Linked DNA regions of Homo sapiens: region 1 is linked to region 2. Evidence: chromatin loops called from intact Hi-C (ENCODE). Cell type or tissue: endothelial cell of umbilical vein. All regions are shown on one strand. Each heading gives the region's core, and the rest is flanking DNA. Links, peaks and the distances in the headings are about the cores only. Region 1 overlaps FRRS1 (ferric chelate reductase 1). Region 2 overlaps PALMD (palmdelphin).

The links. Hi-C counts contacts between places; a loop is a spot of excess contacts. Peaks named below come from ENCODE experiments on the same cell type or tissue, not always from the same donor. Only the 100,000 strongest peaks of a DNase experiment are listed, where the experiment ranks them.
Region 1: it touches region 2 in a loop (5-fold over the local background); 2 of 110 quality-filtered maps call a loop at or near these places.

The regions. Positions count from the first base shown.
Region 1 is chr1:99,722,320-99,734,869 of GRCh38, forward strand. It overlaps FRRS1 (ferric chelate reductase 1), which reads right to left. Exons shown (of 17, transcript NM_001361041.2): 8 at 7,331-7,429; 9 at 6,174-6,321. Among named protein-coding and RNA genes, the nearest start is that of FRRS1, 38 kb to the right of the region's middle. In endothelial cell of umbilical vein, for the core only: a CTCF peak has its summit at 6,678; DNase peaks (open chromatin) are centred at 5,652 and 6,452; H3K27ac peaks cover 996 bases.
Region 2 is chr1:99,651,726-99,664,275 of GRCh38, forward strand. PALMD (palmdelphin) reads left to right here. Exons shown (of 8, transcript NM_017734.5): 2 at 10,594-10,674. Among named protein-coding and RNA genes, the nearest start is that of PALMD, 12 kb to the left of the region's middle. In endothelial cell of umbilical vein, for the core only: no CTCF peak of the experiment used is centred there; DNase peaks (open chromatin) are centred at 5,206, 5,606 and 8,156; H3K27ac peaks cover 5,028 bases.

The DNA.
Region 1 (12,550 bases), core at 2,896-10,895, 71 kb after region 2:
TTTTTTATTTAAACTCTTCTAGAGCTTACTCTATGAGTTTAGTATAACCCTGAAATCAAAACTACGCATGTGTACATTCACACAAGCACCCCACACATTCGCACACATTCACAACGTAAACCAAAATCACTTATGAATATAGATGTAAAAAGCTTAAAGAAAATATTAGTAAATCAAATCAGTTATATATTAAGAGAATAATAAAACATGACCAAGTAAGGTTTATTCCAGGAATGTGAGGATCATTCACTGTCCAGAAATCTATTAAAGTAATGATAAAATATCATCTCAATCACTGCCCAAAAGACATTTGATGAAATTCAGCACACATTCATATGAATTCTTATTAAAGTTAGAAACAAAAGAATATTTCCTCAACACCATAAAGGATATCCACAAGAAAAATACAACAAACAAGACATTTAACACTGAATATCAGACGCATTTTCATCAAAATAAAAAATAACCACAAAAATTCTTGCCACCTCATTTACCATTCTACATTATTCAGCAAGAACTAAACAATGCAATGAGACAAGAAAGAAAATGAGGGCTATTAACCTGCCATTATTTGCACAGGATATGACATTTATCTAGAAAAATCCAAGATAATCAACTGGAAATTAGGAGGCTTAAAATTTAAATAAATATTCAATAATGAATAACTTTCCTATATGACAATATATTTAGAAAACGTATGAAAAACAATTCCATTCATAATAATTTGCTTTAGACAACTATAAAATACATAGGAACAAAGTAACCAAATATATATGCCCTATATGAAGATATGTAGAAAACCATAAAATTTCATTGAAAGACACATATGCAGGATTGGAATAAATGGAATATCCCAATGTGTTCCTGCATAGACAGACTCACTATTGCACAGTTATTATTCTCTAACTTGCTCTAAAATTGCATTACAATTTCAATCACAACCCCAACAGGATTTTTAATAGAATTTGACAAATCAGCTTGAGCCGGGGAGTTGGAGAACAGCCTGGGCAACATGACGAGACCCCATTTCTACAAAAAATACAAAAAATTAGCTGAGAATGGTGGCACATGGCTGTAGTCCCAGCTACTAGGGAGGCAGAGGTGGGAGGATGGCTTGAGCCCAGGAGGTCGAGCTTCAGTGAGCAGTGATTGCACCACTGCACTCCAGCCTGGGCAACAGAGTGAGACCCTATCTCAAAAAAAAGAAGAATTTGACAAATTATGTCTAAAGTTTATCTAGAAGAACAGATACATATGAAGAAGCAAAAATTCTTGAAAAAGAAGGCCAGAAGGGGAATCATGTTCTATCAAAACTCACAAACCTATTATAAAGCAATAGCAATTCTAACTAATGCAGGAATAGACAAATATATCAATAGAGGAACAGATACACTAGAAATAATTCAATTTATTGATAGATTTTTAGTATATGATAAAGAGGCTTTTAAAGCAGTGAGAAAACATGGACTATTCAAAAAAATGGTGTTAGGACACCTGGTTACTCATCCAGTGAATACTATTTTACCATGGCTTCTTATAAAGCAGAAAATGAGAAAGAAGAGTTTTATGTAATGAATGCCTAGAGAAGAGAGTGTCAAGAAGAAAAAGACAGTAACTGTCAGGAGCTACAAAAGTGTCAAAAAGAAAATGATCAAGAAAACTATCAAACATGACAAGAAAGGCACTGGGAAAGCAAAAATCTTGCATTCATTGAGTGGTAGTTATGAAAAAGAGACTCCAAGCCCAACAAGCCTGAGAGACAAGTTGGAAGAAAATGTGTTTAAACTCTGAATCACTATAGAGCCATGAACTAAGTATGAACTTAACCTTCATGAAAGCAGAAGTCCATTATGATTTCAGAGTTCCATTGTGTGGCTCCATTATAATTTTGCAGTCTTGCTCAAAGGGAGTTCATGCTTAGTGCAAGAACCAGCAGTAATAGGTTACCTACAGTATTCCTAAATTCTTTAAATAACAGGTCATGTGACAGCTGTGTCTCTACTTCATTAATTATTAAAATTGGTAGATTTCCTCATTGTGAATTACTTAATTACCCAAGTGATTTCTATCTTTCAGTTTAAACACTCAGTATTTCACATGACTGCTTATCCCAAGACAGGACAATGTCAGCAACATGAAGAAAATAGCAGTTAGAAAAAGGTTTTAAATGGATAGATTGTTAGGAGACTTTATTGAAATTGGATACATTTTACATTTATACGGGTTACAGAGATTATATGATAGCTTTGAAAATTGGCTTAAACCTTACCAAGTCTTACTGCTTTTAAGCAGATTTCAATTTATAAATGGTCCACATACATAAAGCTAAGTAATAGAAGAGGCAATGATTTATGTGATAACTGTCCTTTGTTCCCCAGTACAAAAAGATTGGAAAATTCATTCCCAGGAATAGCAATCTCCAGGTTTGTTTATTGGAGTGTTTTGTTTTGTGTGCTTTGCACTGTACCAGTTAAAAAAAAAAAAAATTAGCTTGTGCTGCAAATATATGTATATTTTTGTTAATAAACAGATTCATGTTTATTGGATTATATTGTATTAATATCTATTACACCTAATACATATTGTATTAATATCTATTATATCTAATACATATTAAGATATTAATATGTATTAATATCTTATGTACTCCAGCAGTCCCCAACCTTTTTGGCACCAGGGACCAGATCCATGGAACACAATTTTTCCATGGAAGAAGGGCAGCGATGGTTTTGGGATGAAACTGCTCCACCTTAGATCAAAATGCATTAGATTCTCATAAGGAGCACACAACCTAGATCCTTCACATGCGCAGTTGACAATGGGGTTCGTGCTCCTATGAGAATCTAATGCCACCGCTGATCTGACAGGACAGTAATGCTCACTCACCCACTGCTCACCTCCTGCTGTGCGGCCCAGTTCCTAACAGGTCACAGACCAGAACCAGTCCATGGCCCGTCGGTTGGGGATCCCTGATGTACACTATAAAATACATTAAAATATTTAAAATTTTAATGACATAAAAGTAAATCTAAACAAAGTTCTAGTATTGTTCCCTGTATCCCCTCGACTGCCTTGCAATGTGCATAGCTTACTTGGGAAAACCCCATCCTAGAGCAGTAAGTTATCAAACTACAGCACACATAAAACCACCTGGGATGCCTATAAATGCAGATTCCATGCACCAACAAAAGAGACTCAGTGGGTCTGAGATGGGGTTCAGGAATCTGCATTGCTAGCAGTCACTCCAGGTGGTTCTGAAGCACATTAAGCGCGACACTTGGAGAAACACCACAGAGGAGCCAAGACAGAGATTTTCCCTCCCATGCCATCAGCACAGCAACATCAGCCGGCAAGGGAGGGGGAACAATGCTCTATTTTCACATGGATCATCCATCAACTAGGTGTTTCTGAGGGAGTGTTAGAACTATCACTTAAAAGAAAACATGTTCTGATTTCTACATTGCTAACCTATGAAGAAACATTTCACCTGCTGTATACCCACACATTTAAAATTTATTATACAACAGAATTCCTCCATTTAAATGAAATAGTTTTCCTCTAAAGTATAATTTTAAGTATAAAACTTTAAAAAGTATAAACCATTAAATCCCCTAGCAATTTAAGAAATCCATTTGAATCAATAATCATTTATGAAGTATCTATAACATGTTGGGCACTGATATAGTTTGGGTCTGTGCTCCCACCCAAATCTCACTTTGAATTGTAATCTCCATGTGTTGGAGGAAGGGCCTGGTGGGAGGTGATTGAATCATGGGGGAACACTTCCCCCTTGCTGTTCTCATGATAGTGAATGAGTTCTAAGGAGATCTCGTTGTTTAAAAACGTGTGGCACTTCCACCTTCACTCTCTCTCTCTCCTGTCACCATGTAAGATGTGGCTACTTCCCCTTTGCCTTCTGCCATGATTGTAAGTTTCCTGAGGCCTCCCGAGCCATGCTTCCTGTATAGGCTGTGGAACTGTGAATCAATTAAATCTATTTTCTTCATAAATTACCCAGTCTCGGGTAGTTCTTTATAGCAGTGTGAGAACAGACTAATACAGACACCAAAAGAAGCAGTCTGATATTATAGAAAGGATACAACTTTTGTAATTGGAAGCAACCTGGGTTTAATTCCTGGCTCTGCTACTTGTTTGATTTTGAACAAGTTGCTTGACCCTACTAGGTCCCAGTTTCCTTATCTCTAAAAAAAGCAACAAAATACCTACATGCAAAGCCTCTGTGAGAAATAAATGAGATACATGTAATATGCAACAAGTGATAGCTGCAATCATAACAACAACACAATGATCTGCACTTTAGTAGTAGCTGTTTAAAAACACAAATACTTGACCTTTTCCTCATTAAAAATTAATTCCCTACATTTCCCATGTTCCTTTTCTTTTTGAGACAGGGTCTCCCTTAGTTGCCCAGGCTGGAATGCAGTGGTGCAATCATAGCTCACTGCAGCCTCAACCTCCTGGGCTCGGGCAATCCTTTCACCTCAGCCTCCTGAGTAGCTAGGACCACAGGTGCACACTACCACACCCAGCTAATTTCTATTTTTTTGTTGTTGTTTTTTTTGAATAGAGACTTGGTTTTGCCAAGGCTGGTCTGGAACTCCTGGGCTCAAGCAATCCACCTGTCTGGATCTTTCAAAGTGCTGGGATTATAGGCGTGAGCCACTGCACCCAGTCCATTTCCCATGTTCTAAAGTACTGAATACACAGGCTCTAAAGGCCAAATTCCAACTGCACCGTTTACTTGTCTGGGCAAATTACTTCACCTTTCTAAGTCTGAATTTCCTCCTAGATAAAAGGGATAATAATAATACACCTCTAGCTTGTATTTTATGAAGATAAAAATGAAGAATCTATCTAAAATGCTTAGCCACTGACTGGCACTCAGTAAGCACTGAGTAATTTTTACTCATAATTATCAAGCCATATTAAGAAATTATTACTCATATTAAGAAATTTTTACTCATTATTATCAAGCCATATTAAGAAATTATTTTCAAGCCATATTTGCTATTGCTGGTGCAAACAAGAGCAAATGATTTGACTAAGATAACTACATGTATCACCTATATCTAAATCTAAAAATGTTCCTTTAGCATTCTTCCTTCAGCAAAAAAAATAAATTAATAAAAAGCGAGTTAATTAATTTAAATGTTCCTAAATTTTAACATTGAGCAGATATTTTATTCTGCTTCAAAACTTTTGGGAGTCTGCTTTACCAAGAGCAGAAAATCTAAAACACATGATAGAATTGTAGGCTTTTCACAATTTGCCTGTATCACATTTCCTGCTCTTCCTTTCTTTTACCCCATCTCTGTCTCTCCACTCTAGACATCTACCTTCTCGCCATTTTCAAAGTGGGCTATATTCTCAAAGTTTTGGAGCAATGTTATCTCCTAAGAGATGAGTCATTAAATGCTACATTGACATTTCCTGCAGTTCCTCAAAAATCATTAGCCAAGACCTGAAACAAAATCGAATTATTCCTATTAATATGTGTTGCAATATCCACCAGTGTAGTCTTCTTGAGAATAAAGATTCAGACTCATAAAACTATGTTAGGCTGTACTTGGCATCAGAGTCACGTAGAAAGATGTGAGACAGGAAACATACCACACCAGCAAGGCAGTGTGAGGCATTCTCCCCTCAGTGGGAGGTCTTACAGCAGCTTACTCAGCTGTCCAGGACCTATTCTCTTTTTTCCCTCCCCGCCTCCCTAGAGAAAGCTCAGGTCTAAGGAGATGAGATTCATATTGGGCAAGTTTCCCCACAGGAGCCAATATCTCTTGCAACAACCTCAAAGTCACTGCTTCTAGGTCCCCTGCAATGTTAATCTACTATCACTACACTCAGGGAAGCCCAAATACGTGGCTTCTTATTAGGTATTTATAGTTCTTCTGGTCACATGCATTTTACTAATCAGAAGCCATTTTTGTCTTGAGCCGTGTTGCCTTATAACACAAGGGACACTCTACCTCTATCTAGTTTCCAGCAAAATTTTTCTACCTTTATCCAGTTTCTGGCAAAATTTGACATTTATAGGAAAGCGTGTGCCTTAAAAACGGGCAATTACAGTAGTTTTTCCAAAAATGGGGGAAAGAGAGGGAAGAAGAGAGAAAAAGACACTTGAAAAGACAGCTTAACAATATACTTACCATCATTAGCTGCACCATCTGCTAGAAATATGTAATAGCTTGTGTTTAGATCAAATCTATTCTTAACTCCAGGAAGGGTAATGTTTCTTCTGAAAGAACACTGCATAACACCGTCCGCCAACCTCCAAGCCATATCCTCAAGGGTATCCTACAAACACACACAATGGGTCTTCTCAGCACTTTCCAAAGATTTGCTAAAAATAAGATATGATCAAAATCCTGCCCTGTTCAGTTTCCTTTCTCTAAGATCGTATGTCCATGCTTTGTCTGCAGTGTCATTGTTTTTCCACTTCCTCTTTGAAGAGAACAAGAAACATTTTCTCCCAGTTTATTTGTCTTTATCCCACTTGGCAAAAAGAAAAAATATTATTTTTACTTTGAGCCAGAACTCCACAATTCCTCTACCTAGGTTAGAAATTTTAACAGATGTACTAACTCCATCTGGCCACTAGTATACAATCAAAAACATTGAAATAAACAATTAACAAGTACTACCCTAGTGGCCAAAATGCAACATGCAACTGGGGAGAAGTTCCAAGCCAGCCTTGGGAGTCAATCCCATGGGAAGGCTGTGCACAGTTATGTCATTAAGTAATAGCTACTGCTCCGTCAGAGCTCATTTGCTGTCATTAAGTGATAGCTACTGCTCTTTCAGAGCTCATTTGCTTGTCAACTGTCCTGCAAAAAAGACACTTCTCTACCAGAAATAGCCCACCTTTGACACACATGCCAACAAAGGGCACTTAAGACAACTGTCCAAGGCATCTCCAGCCTTCATCAAATGTGCTCCTCTTTCTCACTAGTCAAGAAATTTTGTCACTAATGTCATCCTGTCTTAGAAACCCGTCTGTAAGCTTTTGAAAGGAAGCTGATGCCCTGACCATCTTAATAAACCATAAAGTACTTTTTTGTAGGATACAACCAAAAGGATGTAAGTGACACAAGCAAGAATTCATCTTTTCCTACAACAGAAACTTCTGAAGTGTAGAAAAGTTTCTCAGAAATCATTATGAGAGGAGCCCTGCTGGCAGGCCCCTGCTCAGGCTAGGTGGAACTGTGGGGGTTGGAGGCAATCTAGCAGCACAGCCACGCCAGTGATAGCCACACAGCCGGAAAGCGGGTCTCCAGGTGGAGGTTCTCAGAATTTTCACACCTACCCTGGAGTCCATTACAGGGTGACTTCGCCCCGTTAAATGGGAAGGCTGGATGTACACAGTCTGATCTTCATGAATACACAGATAAGCATCATCATCACCCTGAAAAACAATTGCAAATGAGAAAAAAAGCTCAAAGGAATTTCAGCATTTTATTTTCTCTTTTTAAAAAAGTACATCAGGAAACCAAATATTATGTGATGCTTTGAAAACATAATTTACTGAATCATGAATGATGCTATGAATTCTAGAGAACTGGCTATCTGATTTGCGAATAGCAAATAATTTTGTTATAATACAAAAGCACTAGAATTTCAGTGTAAAATAATAGATTAAGATAGATATATAACATGTTTATATGTTCATAAACCCATCACTAATCGAACACCACTTTAATATTTTCATGTATATTCATCCAAACCTATTTGTATTATACCTATTTTTTCCTTCCCAAATGGGAAAATATAGAGTTCTGTTACCTTTTTTCAATTAACTTACCATAAACAATACTCCAGATATTTATTTATTAATAAATATCTATATCCTACATATTTTAATGACCAAATACACTGCATTGTACTGGATATTTTTTGGTAACTTCTAAGATGGAAGACACTGTAAAGAAATATTGCTACATAGTGTACATATTCAATAGATTTAATGTTATATAACTGAGGCAAAAATACCTGCACTCAAGGAGGAATTAGTCAAACAATCTACCTCTTATCTATCCTTTAGTCTCCAAAGATCCTTAACTCTGAAAGTTAGATCTTATTCTTTAAAGTGATAATCAAGCCAGACACAGTGACTCACACCCATAATTCTAGCACTTTGGGAGGCCAAGGCAGGAGGATTGCTTGAAGCCAGGAGTTTGAGATCAGCCTGGGCAATATGGTGAGACTTCATCCTAAAAAAAATTTTTTAAAAATCAGCCAAGCGGGCCGGGCGAGGTGGCTCACGCCTGTAGTCCCAGCACTTTGGGAGGCCAAGGCGGGCAGATCACGAGGTCAGGAGATCCAGACCATCCTGGCTAACATGGTGAAACCCCGTCTCTACTAAAAATACAAAAAATTAGCTGGGCATGGTAGTGGGCGCCTGTAGTCCCAGCTACTCAGGAGGCTGAGGCAGGAGAATGGCGTGAACCCGGGAGGTGGAGCTGGCAGTGAGCCGAGATCGCGCCACTGCACTCCAGCCTGGGCAACAGAGCGAAACTCAGTCTCAAAAAAAAAAAAAAAAAAAATCAGCCAAGCATGGTGATGCATGCCTGTGGTCCCAGCTACTCAGAAGGCTAAGGCAGGAGAATCACTTGAGCCCAGGAGGTCAAGTCTGCAGTGTGGCATGATCGTGCCACTGCACACCAGCCTGGGCAACTGAGGGAGACCTTGCCTCCAAAAAAGAGAAATAAAACAGAATAAAATAAAGTGATAATCAAAAAGCAGACTGTCAATTAATAGGGGGAAAAAGAATGAAAAAGAATACCAAAAAAGAAGCAGACTGTAACTTCAAAGTACATTTAAACAATGGCACAAAGGAATAATCTTGATTTTAAGTTATTATCCATGGTTTGGTCTTTCACTTGGTTTCTCCATAAACTATCTAACAAGGTTCTTTATGTGCTTTAGTCACCCAATTCCTTAAACAAGGTCCAAGACTACCCAGTTATAACAAATCTTGCTATAAATTCCAATATTAGATTCTAACATACTTCTATAGTTTCAGATTCAACTTTATTTTTAAATGTTCCACTTTTAAAAACTCTCAAGGATGTACTCTTAGCAAAGTAATTATGTACTGTTACACATATTACAGTAAAATCAGAATTAGCCCAATTCCAGATAAGAAATTTGGAGCAATCATGACTTAAACCAGGAGTCAACAAACCATGGCCAGCAAATCAAATTCAACCTAAAGCTTGTTTCTATATAGCTCATAGTTTAAGAATGACTTCTACATACTTAGGTGGTGAAAAGAATGTTTCATGACAAATGAAAATAAATCAAACTGAAATTCAATGTCCATGTTTCATTGGAACACAGCCACATTTATTCATGTACATATCATCTATGGCTGCTTTTATACTACAACAGAGTTTAGTAGCTACAACAGAGACCATATTGCCCACGAACTCTAAAATAGTTACTACCTGGTCCTTACAGAAAACGTTTTTTGAACCCCGATTTATTTTTTATTTTTTAAAAAAGTAGAGATGGATTCTCGCCCTGTTGCCCAGGCTGGTCTTGAAATCTTGGGCTTAAGCAATCCTCCTGCCTCAGCCACCCAAAGTGATGAGACTACAGGTGTAAGCCACCATGCTGGGCCTGAACCCTGATTTAAACAATGCATGTTTTCTATAATATCCATCATGAATGAGACATAGAAATTCTTTTGTTACACAAAAAATTTTAATACAAATAATGGTTGATTTGAGGCAAACTGAGGATGAGAAGTCAAATAAAATCAATACAAGTAGACCTCCCAAATATTAGAGAAGATGATGGGGATAGACAGCAGGTAACTCTCAGTTCTCACTATTCCAAATGAAGAGTAAGTGAACGTGCTACTCCAACCTCAGGCTCCAGGCAGTTCTAGAAACCTCAAGTTTGAAAGCATAAAAGTACACCCTATAAGAACTTCCACCAAATCCCTGGGTTGTACTGAAGCTCTCTCCCCAGTTTGCCCCTCTCAAGTCAAGCATTTAGAGAGCATCCTATGAGAGAACATTAAGCTGGACACTGTGGGAGAAACAAAAATGACTTTATTATAAGAATATGGCTCTTATAACCTAAAGCTATATTTTATTGAGCCAGACAGATAGGTAAAGTGACATGAAAAGACAAATTATGTATGGCCAGAGAATTGAAAATGGCTTATCAGAAAAGACAGTAATTAAGCAGACCTTAGAAGATAAAACATATTTATAGGAGGACAAGGTAAAGATGAGATTAAAGGAAAGATTTTCCAAGTTGAAGGACTTCTAGGACCAATGATATAGAAATATGAAAATTTTAAGAAACAGGTAGTTTTGCTAGCTAAAATATATAAAGGATAAAAAGAGAGCTCTAAGGCTGAAAATTCTAGAAGTATTCCCAAAGTATTGAGCACCATGCTTTAAGAAAAGAACAGTTTTTCTATAATTATTATATAATTCTATAATTACTAAAGTTTTGCCAAAGGTTTGGAGGGATATTTTTGAGACAATTTTTTTTTTTTTTTTTGAGGCAGGATCTTGTTCTGTCACCTAGGCTGGAATGCAGTGGTGCAAATACAGCTCACTGCAGCTTTGACCTCCTGGGATCAAGTGATCCTCCCACCTCAGCCTCCCAGGTATCTGGAACCACAGCTGCATGCCACTACGCCCAGCTAATTTTTTATGAATTTTTTGTAGAGATGAGGGTCTCGCCATGTGTTCCCAGGCTCATCTTGAATTCCTGGGCTCAAGCAATCCTCCCACCACAGACTCCCAAAGTGCTGGGATTATAGGCATGAGCCACCACGCCCAGCCAAGACGATCTTAAATGTGGCTTGGGGAGAAAATTCCAATGGCTGTGTGAAGGATGAAATGAAAGAGGAAATCATGGAAGCAAGAGGACTAATGGCGGGTTACTACAGCAGTCCAGGAAGCAGACAGTAAAACTACAAGCCAAGTCAGAGATAGTGACAATGCAACAAAGAGAATGAAAGAGGTACGTCAAAGATAGAATCAGAAGTACCTGGAGATCAGTAGCAGTGAACATATTAGCACCCAAATCTTGATTTCTAGATCTATTCCTACTAAAAGGAAATAAAGCTCTTTTGAGAAATGATGAAATGCATGAAAGTATGAATGGAGAACATCTTGTTACACCAGAAACAAAGACATGCTCAAAAGTGGTGGAGACACATCAAAAGGGCACAGAAGCCTGCTTGAAAGGGCTCCCATTGGCCGAATTGGCGTCAGTATGACCCTGTGAAAGAATGAATGGTGGTAATAAACTACAACACAATGGACAAAAGAAACCCATTAGTCCACAGTGTTATATAAAAGGGAAAGGCAAGTGCAGAGGAAAGAAAACTCGTATTTTCATAAGAATGCCAGCTAATAAGTAAGTTAGAAGATCACCATTTTGCAACCACAAATGTAACAATTGATTCATAGGAGAAACATCAATAAATGCAAAAACCTAGTTACAGGCTATTGGGGAACAGATTATTCATACAGACTCAAAGTATCATCCCACATATTACTTATTACAAAAAGAAAACAGACTTCATGATACAGAAATCTGACAGACACCAGTGATCAAACATAGCATCATCAATAATAGAACAATTGGACATTATGAAACTTTTGAAATAATGCACTGATGTGGAAATAATATCCCTTACATAGCATTTGTGCCAAAAAGTCTTAACATAAATCTATTATATAAATTGTAGAATATTCTACAAATAACTGGCCTGAATTTAATTTATAAAAAAGAAAAAGGATTAAGTAACTGTTCTAAAGTAAAGGAGATCCAAGAGATGTAACAACCAAATGCCCTGAGTAATAACTGATTGGATCCTGAATAAGAAATATTTTTATAAAACAAAGGACTTTATTGGGACAGCTGGGAAAATTGGAATACAGATCGTCTGTTACATAAAATTAACGTTAAATTTTCTTAATGTGATAAAAATATTGTGGTAATTGTAGGAGAATGTCCATGTTCTTAGAAGACACATGTTGAAAACCTTAGAGATGAAATGTCATGACTATCTGTAATTTACTTTCAAATAATTCAAGAAAAAAATATGTATTTATATACACCACAAAAATCAACTTAGGTAGATAGAAATAGAAAGATAAAGTGGCAAATCTAGGTGAAGGGCTTATGGGTGTTCACTGTACTATCTTTTTAACTTTTATTGAGGTTTAAAACTTTTCAAAACAAAAAATTGGAAATGGCAGAAGGAAGGACCTGAAAGATGGATGAAAGGAAGGAATCCAAGTCAAAACCAACATTTCTCTGAATACCAAAAAAGATGCTGGCAGCAGTAACTGATGTGTTTATAAATTGCCTAGGACAGTACCCAACAAGAAACAAGCCATCAACAATGGTAGGTGCTTTCCTAACATTGCTGATCACCAAGAATGGGGAAGACAAGGAGACATCAGGGGGCATAATAAAAAGTTCAGTCTTTTAGATGTTGCTTTGTGCTGTCCAGGAACACACATCTGGACGAGACCAGCCTGCAGCTGGA
Region 2 (12,550 bases), core at 2,478-10,477:
CATCATCAAAGCAGTTTGAATGAGATCTATACTTAAAGTTTTTACATAAAATCCCAGGGACTGAGAGGATTCAGTCAAGCCACTTAAGAGGTAGAGCTAGGTTATCCTCAGGAGTTCTGAATGGAACTCAAAACTAGCTTCTGTCCTAAGCATCAAGTTTTCAATCTATTAAATGTATCAGTGATTGACACAGGATGATGTAACATAGCAAAGTGGGCTACAACAGCTATTCCTAATCAATTACGCTAACAACTCTGGAATAAAATGGACATCTCCTAAGAAAAAGAATTGTGAGATTTCTAACAATAATAACAGTGCCTATTCTTACATAGCATTTAGGCTATGAAAAATAAAACTTTCACATCCATTTTATCTCATTTGTCCAAGTAGTCCTATGAGTATTTTCAAAAGCATATGTTATCATTCCCATTTTATGGCAGAAAGCCTAGGCCAAGAAAAGCTAAGGAATTAGTCAAATGTCGGAACTTGAATCTATTCCTCTGCTCATCAGATTTTCTGACCACAGCATCATGACAAATTTTTATAAACATCAACATCACACCCCTGACCCCTGTTCAGGACTTCCGTAGATTTCTGGCTGGGCATGGTAGCTCATGTCTATAATCCCAGCACTTTGGGAGGTTGAGGCAGGCGGATCACTTAAGGCCAGGAGTTCAAAACCAGCCTGGCCAACATGGTGAAACCCTGTCTCTACTAAAAATACAAAAATTAGCTGGGCATGGTGGTCTGCGCCTGTAATCCCAGCTACTTGGGAAGCTGAGGAACGAGAATTGCTTGAACCTGGGAGGCAGAGGTTGCAGTGAGCTGTGATTGCGTCACTGCACTCCAGCCTGGGTAACAGAGTGAGACTCCGTCAGAAAAGAAAAGAAAAGACAGAAAAGAGAAAAGGAAAGGAAAGAAAAAAGAAAGAAAAGAAAGGAAAGGAAAGGAAAGGAAAGGAAAGGAAAGGAAAAGAAAAGAAAAGAAAAGAAAAGAAAAGAAAAGAAAAGAAAAGAAAGAAAACTTCCTCAGATTTCTATTGTTCACTCTTATTAATACAGTTTGACGTGGAGCCAAGAGAAGAAACTATGGAGGGTCTGCTTTGCTTAACCACATTTTCTAACCCAAAACAGTTCTCCACCTCTGCAGTCTCTTCCCACCTTCCCCAGTTTGCAAGGAATAGAAGTGGGCAAGAAGAGACTGTGGTGTCATTTCAGAAGTATTTGTTATTGTTTTTAAGAGGTTTGGAACAGAATCAAAGTCATTTTTCAGAGCACCTAATAGTTCAGGCCCCTTTTTCCTCTGCCTTCCTCCCCATCCCACTTCCTTTACGTAGCCTCTTCCCTGCAGCCAGGAATTCTCAAGACAAAGACATCCTTGCATCTTTCACAGTTCCCTCAACAACGAGCTCAACACTAGCTGGAGCACCAAAACAAAACAAAACAACAAAACAAAAAAACTGTCCTGGGTGAGTGAATGAATGAATGAACAAATACAATCAAGCTGAGAAAGGGTGAAAGCTACTGATTGGCTGGCCTGCTGACAGATTTTTTTTCACTGAAGACCCGGCCAAATTTACCATCACCCCTTGATTATTCAGGGGTCTGTTTTGTGTTTGTTGTTTAGCCTGGTTTGGTTTTGTTTTGTCACTATTTGTTAGAACAAACAAGATAGGGTAGACAAAGGAAAAAAAGAGTAAAACACACGCTGGATTCTGTTTAGAGGTCTGTTAGAATGTGTTGTAAGGTTGGGAAAGAAGACTACAATTATTTGATAAATGAGGTTTAGAAAATTTGTGCTTTTTAATTCACCCCATAAATAGTAGTGATAACCATGCCAAATTTCCATGACTAACTTAAGAATTAGGATATTTCAAAGCTAGATGCAGACATAATTATTGGAACAGAAGAAAATGTAGAAACTTCTTTATCCACGTCCTCACTCTCTTTACACCATGCCCAAGTTCACCCAGCTTCTCCTTGAGCACTTCAATATCACATGGATCGACACCCCCCAAAAAACCCTTTTCCATTTGAGAACAGCTCTCTGTGTTAAGAGTTCTGACATAATGTACCAGAATCTGGTTGCCTTTAACTTCCACCCAATCTTCATGACTCCTGCCACTGAAGCTATACAGTTTTGTTTTCTGGATTTCAGTCATTCTTCACAGACTCATTCCAGACAATCTCCAAAATGTCAGTGTAACTGTTAGAAGTTGGTGCTAAGGGTTGATCAGAACTCTGATGAGTATAGAGACCTTTGGTGCTATAATGTCCCTTATTTGAGGAATTGTATTTCTACTGATATATTTGGAAAGCAATAAGGAAGAAAGAAAATAATAAAAATAAAAGATAAAAAAGCATCACCCCTGGAATCATAGAAAATCAGGTTCAACACAAGTTCCACCACTCGATCAATCACGTGACTTGAGAAAGTTAATGAACTCTCTAGTTTTCATCTTCAGTGTCTCTAAAGTTAAGAATTGACTTGAAAGTTCAGTAAAGAAGCCAGATACACAATGAATATATAAAAAGCAGTAGCTTTCTGAAAAACAAAAATTAATCAGAAAATATAATGTGAAAATATCCTACCCTTAATAGCTATAATATTAAATTTATAGCTATTATGTTAAAATTTAAAAATAATACTAGTAAGGAAGTATGCCAGATTTAGATGAAGAAATGTTTGCATTTTTATACCTACTAAGGAAATGTGCAGTATTTATGCCACAAAACTCTACCAAGTGACATACTATATGTGATGAGAGACACACACTATTCCTGAAAGTGCAGTTTTAAAACAGAAAAGCTATCATATACTTCCAAATTTATTTCAAGTTTAATACAGTTTCAATCAATATCTCTAAGGAGGTATTCTCATCCACAATATAAATTGTGGTCAATTTATATTACTAAACATGTAAAAATAATCCCAATTTTATATGAACTATAATAAATTATGCAGATATAAATCTTATATAACATTATCAATCTCTGATTATCTCTGGATAGTGACCATTAAGAGTAACTTTTTAAATTTCATCAAGGCATGTAGATTTTTGTTTGGTTGGTTGGTTGCTTGGTTGGTTGGTTGCTTGGTTGGTTGATTTCTCTGATTTGGTGGAGAATGTGGATAAATAAGGAATTAGCTGGGTTTTCAGTTTTGTTTCTGTTGGAATTTAACAAAATGATTCCAAAGTCCAACTAGAAAAACAAACTATGGCTATTAATCAATACATTTTTTATAACAGCAATAAAGGAAAACTTGAATATATCTAATTGGTAAATGATCTAAACTATGCAGTATTGGTACCAGAATCAATAGTTAGAGAAACTATACAGATAACCTGCAACCAGACCCTAATGTACATTTTTAAAAATTAGTAAGTAATAAAAGTTTCATACTAAGTCAATAGGAAAGAATTATTTGATAAAACTTCAGATACATAGTTAAAAATTTAGAAAAACAATTACTCAGCATCTATGATGAATCAAAATAAATTCAGCTGAATTATGGTCATTTTTTAAAAGAAAATATGGATGAATAATTATTGAGTCTTAGATGATAAATAATATTAAAAACATAAAAAACTTAATAAATGTTATTATTAAAACCGTCTTAACCTTCATCATCTGCAGATCTTAAAATAATTAAGCAATAAAAAATAGTGTGAGTTTTAAACGCTTTGTTTTTAGTCATCAACTGCTACCACCTAGACCTATTCCTTGTCTAAATACCACATTCCTTGTCTGGATGCAATTCACTCTACAACTTTGCTAGGGATTAATCCGTAATTTCACCAGTCTTTAAATATTCATCATTCACCTCTTTGCCTCTTCAAAAAAACTGGGTCATTTGCCACTTTCAGTCTTCTGGTATCTTTTCACCTCATCCAAGATTCCAAAGAGGTTACTTAACAATATTTTTCTGTCATGTCTATAAATTTTTCTACCCCCTGAAATGAAACCCATCAGAGACTGAAGACTAGAGCAGCTCTGTCTTCAATGCTGTATTTCCTCTTCAGCTTTGATTTCGCTTTAGACATTTTTGTTCTACCCTTTTGAGGATCAAGATTATTCTCCTTAATCAAAAATATGAAATTAAAGTAGAAACGGAATCATATTTTATCTCTGTCATTTTGATATTACGCTATGTATCTCAGCAGTCATCTTGTGCCTTTATCTTTTTGTTCTCAGCATAACACACACGCACACACACACACATGCACACACACACACACACGCATGCACTTTTTGTGCCCTCAGTGTTTTCATGTTTCACATCTCATCACCCTGAATTTTTACCTTATTTACACTATTACAAGGTGTCACCATCTTATCTTTATTCTTGGTTGTGTGAGCTTATTGGGAAACTCTCAGTGATAGCAAATGATTTGGTTTTATTTTTTTAAATAGTAGCTCTCTTTTCTTCTTACCCGACATCATTTTTAATTTTGTGTCCATGTTTCCATTCGTAAATTGCCCATGCCTTATAATCTATCTTCCCTCTTGAAATTTTTGCTCCATTTTCAATAATTTTTTTAAGAATGTTTCTCAAGAATGGTAAAATATACTTTTACTGAAATCTGGTAAACTTCTAATTATGCCCTGGATTCTTTCCTAAGAACACTGTTAGCACGTCTCTTTTTTTTCAAAGTTACCATTATTTGCACACCACCAACTCTGCATTGTTGGTAGTACTTAAATTCAAATAAGCAGTTTCCGCTAGTGTTCTTTTCAGACCTAAGCAATGAAAATATCAGCAAAGCTAATCATGAAGTTATAAGATTATCAGCTTCTAGAAAAATGAATCTGAAAACATTCAACTATTTTAATTCTTCAATCATTGCACTAACTTGCCCCTTCCAATTGTTTCAATTGGTTTAGAAAAAACACCTATACCCTCTTTCTAGTCAAGTATATGATGGCTTCTGTTTTTCTTTACTTTTATCCTTGCCTAAATGCCCACAACCATGCTTTTCTTTTGTAGAGTTAGTGAGAACTAAAAAGAGCCCAGGACTGAGAATTAAGAAGATCTTCTTACTAGTCTTGGCCCTGCTACTAAATACCTTTCTAAGCAAGCCACTTAACCTCTTAAGGTTTCAAACTCTAATATGTAAAATGAAGCATTTGGACCGTAGGATCACTAGATCTCTCACAACTTGCAATATCATGACTCAGTGGTTGCCCTTTGTGCTCCCCGCAATCTGTTTATTTGAAATAACACGGTTCATTCATTGCTCCTTTCAGTTATGTGGCCAAATTCACCAAGTCCTATTACAAATAATATCAGACTGATCCAAAATAAACTTCCATGTGGGTTCCCCTTCTCCTATACCCATTAAATGTAGGTGCTTCATGGAGGCTCTCCTTAGCCTCCTTTTCTTTTCATAAAAAATGTCTCTCATCATGCTCTCATCTATCCCTTTCAAAACTCACACATCTTTATCTCTAGCTCTGATTCTTCATCTCTCTCCATCCAACATTCCAACTGCCTAGCAGATAATTCTACCTATTTGGCCCAAGGACATCTCAAACTTGGCGAATCCATCATCTTTTTTTCCAAACTCTTCCTTCTCCTGATACTCCTCTGTCTATGCGTCATTCTGCTCTCTCGTCAGTTTCCTGAACATAAGAGCCTGCATTCCATCTGACACTTTCCTTTTCCTCAATGATATGTCATCAGTTGCCAAGTCCTGACAATTCTAACTCCTTGCTAACTCTGACATCCCTGCCCTCTGCTCCTTCTTGTTCAAGCTCTCATGGCCTTATGTATGAGTTGTGCAGTGGCCTAACTGAGTGTCCTCTTCGTGTTCTCTCCTTTCCATAGCTATTACACAATGAGGCCATATTCAACTTCTGAAAACATGCTTTTAACTCTATCATTCTTCTTCCCCTGAAAACTTTTTATTGCTCCTTATCTCAATATGTAAATAAATTCTGAACCCTTTGTCATGCCATTCAGTATTAGCTACTGAAAATCTATCCTCACCTGGTTGTTCTTAACTTCCTGCCACTCCCTATATGGTAACTTAGATTCCAGACTTGCTGTTCTAAGTAATGTCCCACATTTTTTAGAATTTGTTCACATCAAGCCCTTGACTTGAATGCCCTTTCTCCATACTCCCCAGCCTCACTGTAACTACCCAAAATATTCCACTCAGATGCTACTCCAAAGCTTCTGTTAATGACATCAGCTAGGAACAACCTCTCCCTGTCTCCCCTCAACCTGCATCATACATTACTAATGCCTTAGCGATAACATGTATTACTACTAAAGTTGTTATTACATGTTGGCTGGCACAGTGGCTCAAGCCTGTAATCCCAGCACTTTGGGAGGCCAAGGCGAGCGGATCACTTGAGCCCAGGATTTCAAGATCAGCCTGGCCAACATGGCAAAACTCCATCATCTCTACTAAAAATACAAAAATTACCCGGGCATGGTGGGGCATGCCTGTAACCTCATCTACTTGGGAGGCTTAGGCACAAGAATCACTTGAGACCAGGAGGCAGAGGTTGTAGTGAGTTAAGATTGTGCCACTACACTCCAGCCTAGATGATGGTGCAAGACTCTGTCTCAAAAAAAAAAAAAAAGAAAAAAGAAAAACTATTACATGTAATAACTTTATTTCTCAGACTATAGTTACTTACACAAATGACTTTCTTTAGCCAAGGTAGGAGGATTGCTTGAGCTCAGGAGTTTGAGACCAGCCTGGGCAACACAGAAAGACCTTGTCTCTCTTAAAAATAAAAATAAAAAATATAGGCCGGGCACGGTGGCTCATGCCTGTAATCCCAGCACTTTGGGAGGCTGAGGCAGGCGGATCACGAGGTCAGGAGATCGAGACCATCCTGACTAACACAGTGAAACCCCGTCTCTACTAAAAATACAAAAAATTAACCGCGTGTGGTGGCGGGCGCCTGTAGTCCCAGCTACTTGGGAGGCTGAGGCAGGAGAATGGCGTGAATCTGGGAGGCGGAGCTTGCAGTGAGCTGAGATCCCACCATTGCACTCCAGCCTGGGTGACAGAGCAAGACTCCATCTCAAAAAAAAAATTAAAAAATAAAAAATATAGCCAGGTGTGGTGACATGCATCTGTAGTCCCAGCTACTTGAGAGGCTGAGGCAGGAGGATGATTTGAGCCTGGGAAATTGAAACTTCAGTGAGCTATGATTATGCCACTGCACTCCAGCCTCGGTGACAGAGTGAGACGCTGTCTCAAAAAAAAAAAAAAGAATGTAAACTCACATCTGTCAAATAATTTTTAAACACTGCACAACTCCTAATATCATCTTGAATATAGCATTTGCACATAAGTAGCTAAGTATTGAATAAATCAATAATCAAACAACTCAGGATCAATTCTGCCTTCCTGACAGGACTAGGCATATTAGAATTTAGCACATTGTTAATCAATAATATAACTAAAATACTTACTTATACTCTTAAGCATTGTGCTGACTTTTATCAAATATGTGATTGTGTTAATATCATTGGATCATATTAATAGATGGTCACAATAACTATAGTTGTACAAGGCGAATAAATTAATTTTCAAAATAATTAAGAGATAACCTTTAACAGGTTGAAATTTCTGGGCGTCAGTTGCTAAAATAGGCTGTCAGATGGCTAAAAATCTAGGTAAATGTCCATTGAACAAAAAGTCAAGGTAGTTGGACATTGAGAAATAAGCAACAATATGTTATTCATAATGGTTACATTAATAACCAGTAATGTCTGATGTGCCAGGTTGCAACAGCTATCTATAGAAGTGCTCCAGGTTCTGGGGAAATTTAGGGAAGCAGGTGGCATTTCACATTTATTTGCTCCAATGAAAAACTGGGAAGAAATTAGCTGACTATGATAACTTTTGGTATACTAGCAATCGAGCTAGATAAACATCTTAAGGTTGACTTATAGTTTATTCTGCTATACTGAAACTAAGTTATTGTCATATTATTTTTCATTAATGCTAACAGAGTTCAATGAAATTTGGCAAAGGAACAATAACTCTGCTGATGAATATCTTATGAGGAAAAAGTATGCCTATCTTAAAATAGGATCATGCCTATAAACATTATGAAATTTCCTTCCTACCTACCTAGACTGATATAAGAGAGGCATCATATTACCCCTGAGTGACAAAACATTAGTATTCCCTAGCAACCCTTGTATAAGCCTGGTGTTGCCAAAACACTTCGGATGGCATGCCTCTACTCACAGATTCAATTGCCTGATTACTAACCCCAAGATGAAACTAGCCCAAATGGCAAACCAGCCCAAACTGGCAATGAGCAGGGGTGGGGAGGCATTGCTGGGTTCAGCAATCCTGTCCACCCCACAAAACATGCTCTTCTCTATGGGCTTTTCACGGAGAGCTAGCTGCAGCACCAGCATCTAGGGAGCTAAAAATGTGCTCCCTGCTAATGAGAGGTCACACTCAGTGCTTGTTGTCCTAGTGCTGCCTCCTGGCCACAGTACTTCATGAGGGAGAAGAAAAAGGAAGAAACTGTGACCAGCTTGATTAACTTTCCACTCCAGGGAATGGCACAGTGAATTGGCTAGGAGTGTGGAGGCTGACTTCAGACTGCCTGGGTTCAAATCCTGGCTCCGACAATTGTCAGATGAAACTTGGATGAGTTAATTTCCCCTAAATTTCCATTTCCTTTTTTCAAATGGAAATTAGCATAGTATCTCTTTGTTATGACAAGTATTAAGTAAAATTGTGCCTGAAAAATATTGCCAAAATGTTTGGCACAATGAATTTAAAGTACAATTAATATTTGCTCAAATAACAACCTCTAGAGAGAGTGAAGAATTGACTCACAGAGGCTTTCAGAGTTTTTGTTACTAATGGCCAGATTTCATCCAAAGAAAGAAGTGATTCTCAAGATCCATGCCTGTTGCCTAGCTATTTTTTTTTTCAAAAGAAATACTTACGAAATTTTAAAAGTAAGCTGATATAGCCTGAGTCACATAGTGAGACCCTGTCTCAACAAAACACCAAAAAATTATCCAGGCATGGTAGTATGCGCCTGTAGTCCCAGTTACTCAGGAAGCTAAGGCAGGAGGATTGTTTGAGCCCAGGATGTCAAGGCTACAGTGAGCCATGATTGTGCCACTGCACTCCAGCCTGGGCAACAAACAACAGAATAAGACCTTATCTCAATAATAAAAATAATAAGCTGATGAAGTCATATATTCTCCTTACATGCAAAGAGAAACACAGCATACAGTTGGAGAGCAATATGTTGCTTTTCTTCAACAAATGTACCTGAAATTACACATCAAAAAAGAGTTTTTATCTTCAAAATAGTCACATCAGGGAACCCATGCACTTATATATCAATAATGCACTTACATCAATAATGCTGCCAAACATTTTTGGATCTCCTTCTTCTAAATTACCTTTACAGCTTACTTCTTTTGGATGTCTTCATTGGCAACAAAATTTTATCCTTTGGGAGTTTTTAATTTTGAAAGCAGATTTAAAACCAACACTTATGAATAAGATGGAGAAGAATGTCACCTCTGATCAAAAATGAGGAAATAAAGACCTTTTTGCATAACTAGTCAAATGTCTCAAACAATTCCAGGGAATCTCTAAAACATTTCAAGCTAATGAAAGCACTGTCAGATTTAATGTGTTGCTTTCTATGTGATTAACAAGTTATATATTTATTTATTTAATGTTATTAAATACCTCTAGAGCACTGTGACGAGTACTGTTCTAGAAACTTTTACATATATCAGTTATTTAGTGCTCACATCTTATGAAGTAGGTGCTCTCAGTATCCTCGTTTTACAGATGAGGTCATTGAGGCACAGAGAAGTTAAGGATTTTGTCCCAAGACACAGAGCTAGTAAGTGGAGGAGGCAAAAGTCAAACCCAGGCTGTCTACTTAGTATATTTGCTATATTTTCTTAAAAGTACAACCTTTTTGTATCAGTAGTTATGCTTTCTGGGTTGTCCGAGGTAATGTAATTTAAACTTGGTGAAAGATACAACATATCTTCATGAGTTTTGTTTTACCTGAGCTAAAAGCCTTCTTAGTGTTAAGAAGCACTATCTAAACTATTTTCCTCTATCTTCCCATAGCAGGCTATGCAAGGAGGAAACAGTCCCAATTTCCAACTTCCTAGTTTTCTAACGATCCATAGGTTGACCTGTTTTTCCACATAAGGAGTCCTTTCACCCAGAGGCTTCTTCAACCTTGGACCAGGATCAGTCTCTCTTCTCACGATGTTTCCTCACACCTATTTCACAACTTGTCTCTTTACAATTCACTTTTTCTATTACATCACTCAGTAGGTCAATCTTGCTAGACTAATGGGGAAGAAGGAAAAGGGGAGTGAAGAAGGATGTTTAAGCCCTCTTTGAAAAAGTGCCTTTTCATATTCTTTCCCATAAGGAAAATGCTTCAAATGTCTCACTTCGCTCTCCTTTGCTTTGAAATAGGAGTTTCCAAAGCAGCTTCACACCAATGCCAAAAAAATATCAGTAACGGGCCATTCAGATAGTGACAACAACCCCAAGGAAACATAATTAAGCAAATTTTAAAAATAAAATATACTGGAACTTTTTTATTTCAGGATAAAAGAAAAATACAGGAAGAAATCTCACAGAAGCGTCTGAAAATAGAGGAAGACAAACTAAAGCACCAGCATTTGAAGGTAATTTATGGCTTTAATTTCATTTCAATGATTTTGTATTCAAAAATTCTATTGGTACTCAAATTTCAATAGTAAAAAAGCTTTAGGAAAGAAAAAAATTTCAAGATAGTTTGACTAACATTGTAATAACCATAGGGGAGGCCAACAAGCTAGTAACATTTGCATATGAGATTAATACCTTCTAGCAAACATGTGCAAAGTTGAACACATGGTTTTATTACTTTTATCCTTTATAACTGAGTTTCCCAATTTTCTTGAGCAACCTTGAGAATTCAGCCTTGAGAATTTGGCCCTGCTCGCAGTCTTGCTTAACATCCCTAGGGAGTGGATCCAGCTAGGAAGTGCCTTTTGAAATCAATGAAAGGCCAGTCATTCCCCCGGGGGTGCAGAACAGTGTCTGGCCTGGTCAAGGATGCTTGTATTTAAAAGTTCAGTGCAATGAGTCCAATGTTGTTTGAGTATGCTTCGGGTTTTTGTTTTATTTTGTTTTGACAGAACATGAGATCATAACCAGAAATAACTTTCCATGTTTAAAATCAGATTTTACATCTTTCACTGGGTGTGGCCATTTTGTAATTAAAGCACATTGAGTTTCAACATTTTATTACTTAGCTTAGTGACAGGATGCAAGCAAATAACAAACAGCAGCTCCTTGTGAAAAGGCCCAAGCAGGAAACTACTTATCTGACAGGGCTGCTATCAATAGATTTAATGAATCCCCTTAATGATACAAAGCTGCACACTCAAGGGGTCTACAAATTTAAGTTAAACTTGCTGAATGCAACTGACTTCATTTTTCTAATGGAACAAGTACCTGCCTCTGAAAAAAAACATAATTTAAGATTCCAATTAGCCTCATTCTCTGGATTCTGTTTGCTTCTTTGCTTCTAAACAAGTTGACATTTCCGATGTTTGATGGATAATTTCAAAGCACAGTTAGTCTGCTCCCCTTCCAATATGTCACATTGAATTTACATGAGTAGTATACATAGTCAAGAAATGTAGTGTGTACTCCTAGGAAATCAATGAAATTTAAAAAAAAAAAGTTCCAAGTTGTTCCAGTGCAATTCAAATGAAGTCAACAGTCAAATCTAGAAAGTTTTTTAGATAGGCCATTTCTCACTCCAAAACCAGAGGTCATTTGCTCTCCTTTCCTCTCTCTCTCTCTCACACACACACACTTGCACAATTTACACACACACAATCACACACACAATACACACAATCTGGATCTCCCAATGAACTACTTCCTGCCTCTGAGTAAAATGATAGCTCTCTAGCTATCCTTGAGAATGGGCAATTGTTATCCTTGCAGAATGGGTAGCCACAAAACAGTGGAGCTCACAGTAGAAGAGAAGATTTAAATATCCCCTTAGTTCGTTCTAGAAGTAAGTTTCGCATGAGAAGCCTGACTCACTGAAAGGTCCATTTCTGAAGTAGCACCTCATTCCAGCACTTGCCAAAAACAGTCTGGAAAGTAGTAGATGATCTTCCTTATTGGTTTGCTCTCCAGAACACAGGAGACCTCTCCTGATCCAATCCAATCAAAACATTTATCATGTTTTGGACTGCCATATACAGTTGTGCAGATTGTGTACTGCACAAAGGTACCTGAAATGATGGTGCTAAAATCTTGTCCACATTCCTTTGCCAGTCGTGCACTCTGGTTCAGGGATGCTTATACCTGGAGCAAAAGGTTTCAATTTTCTCTGCACAAAAGTGCTATCCACTTTCCCAAGCTGTTCACTGGAAAAAAGGGGTGTGTGTGGCATGGAGCAGGGCTAGGAGTTGGGGGAAATGACACATTGTCCTAATTTGGGAAATTCAAGATTAAATAAACAAGATAAATGATAGTTGTTTTAATTTAAACTACAGT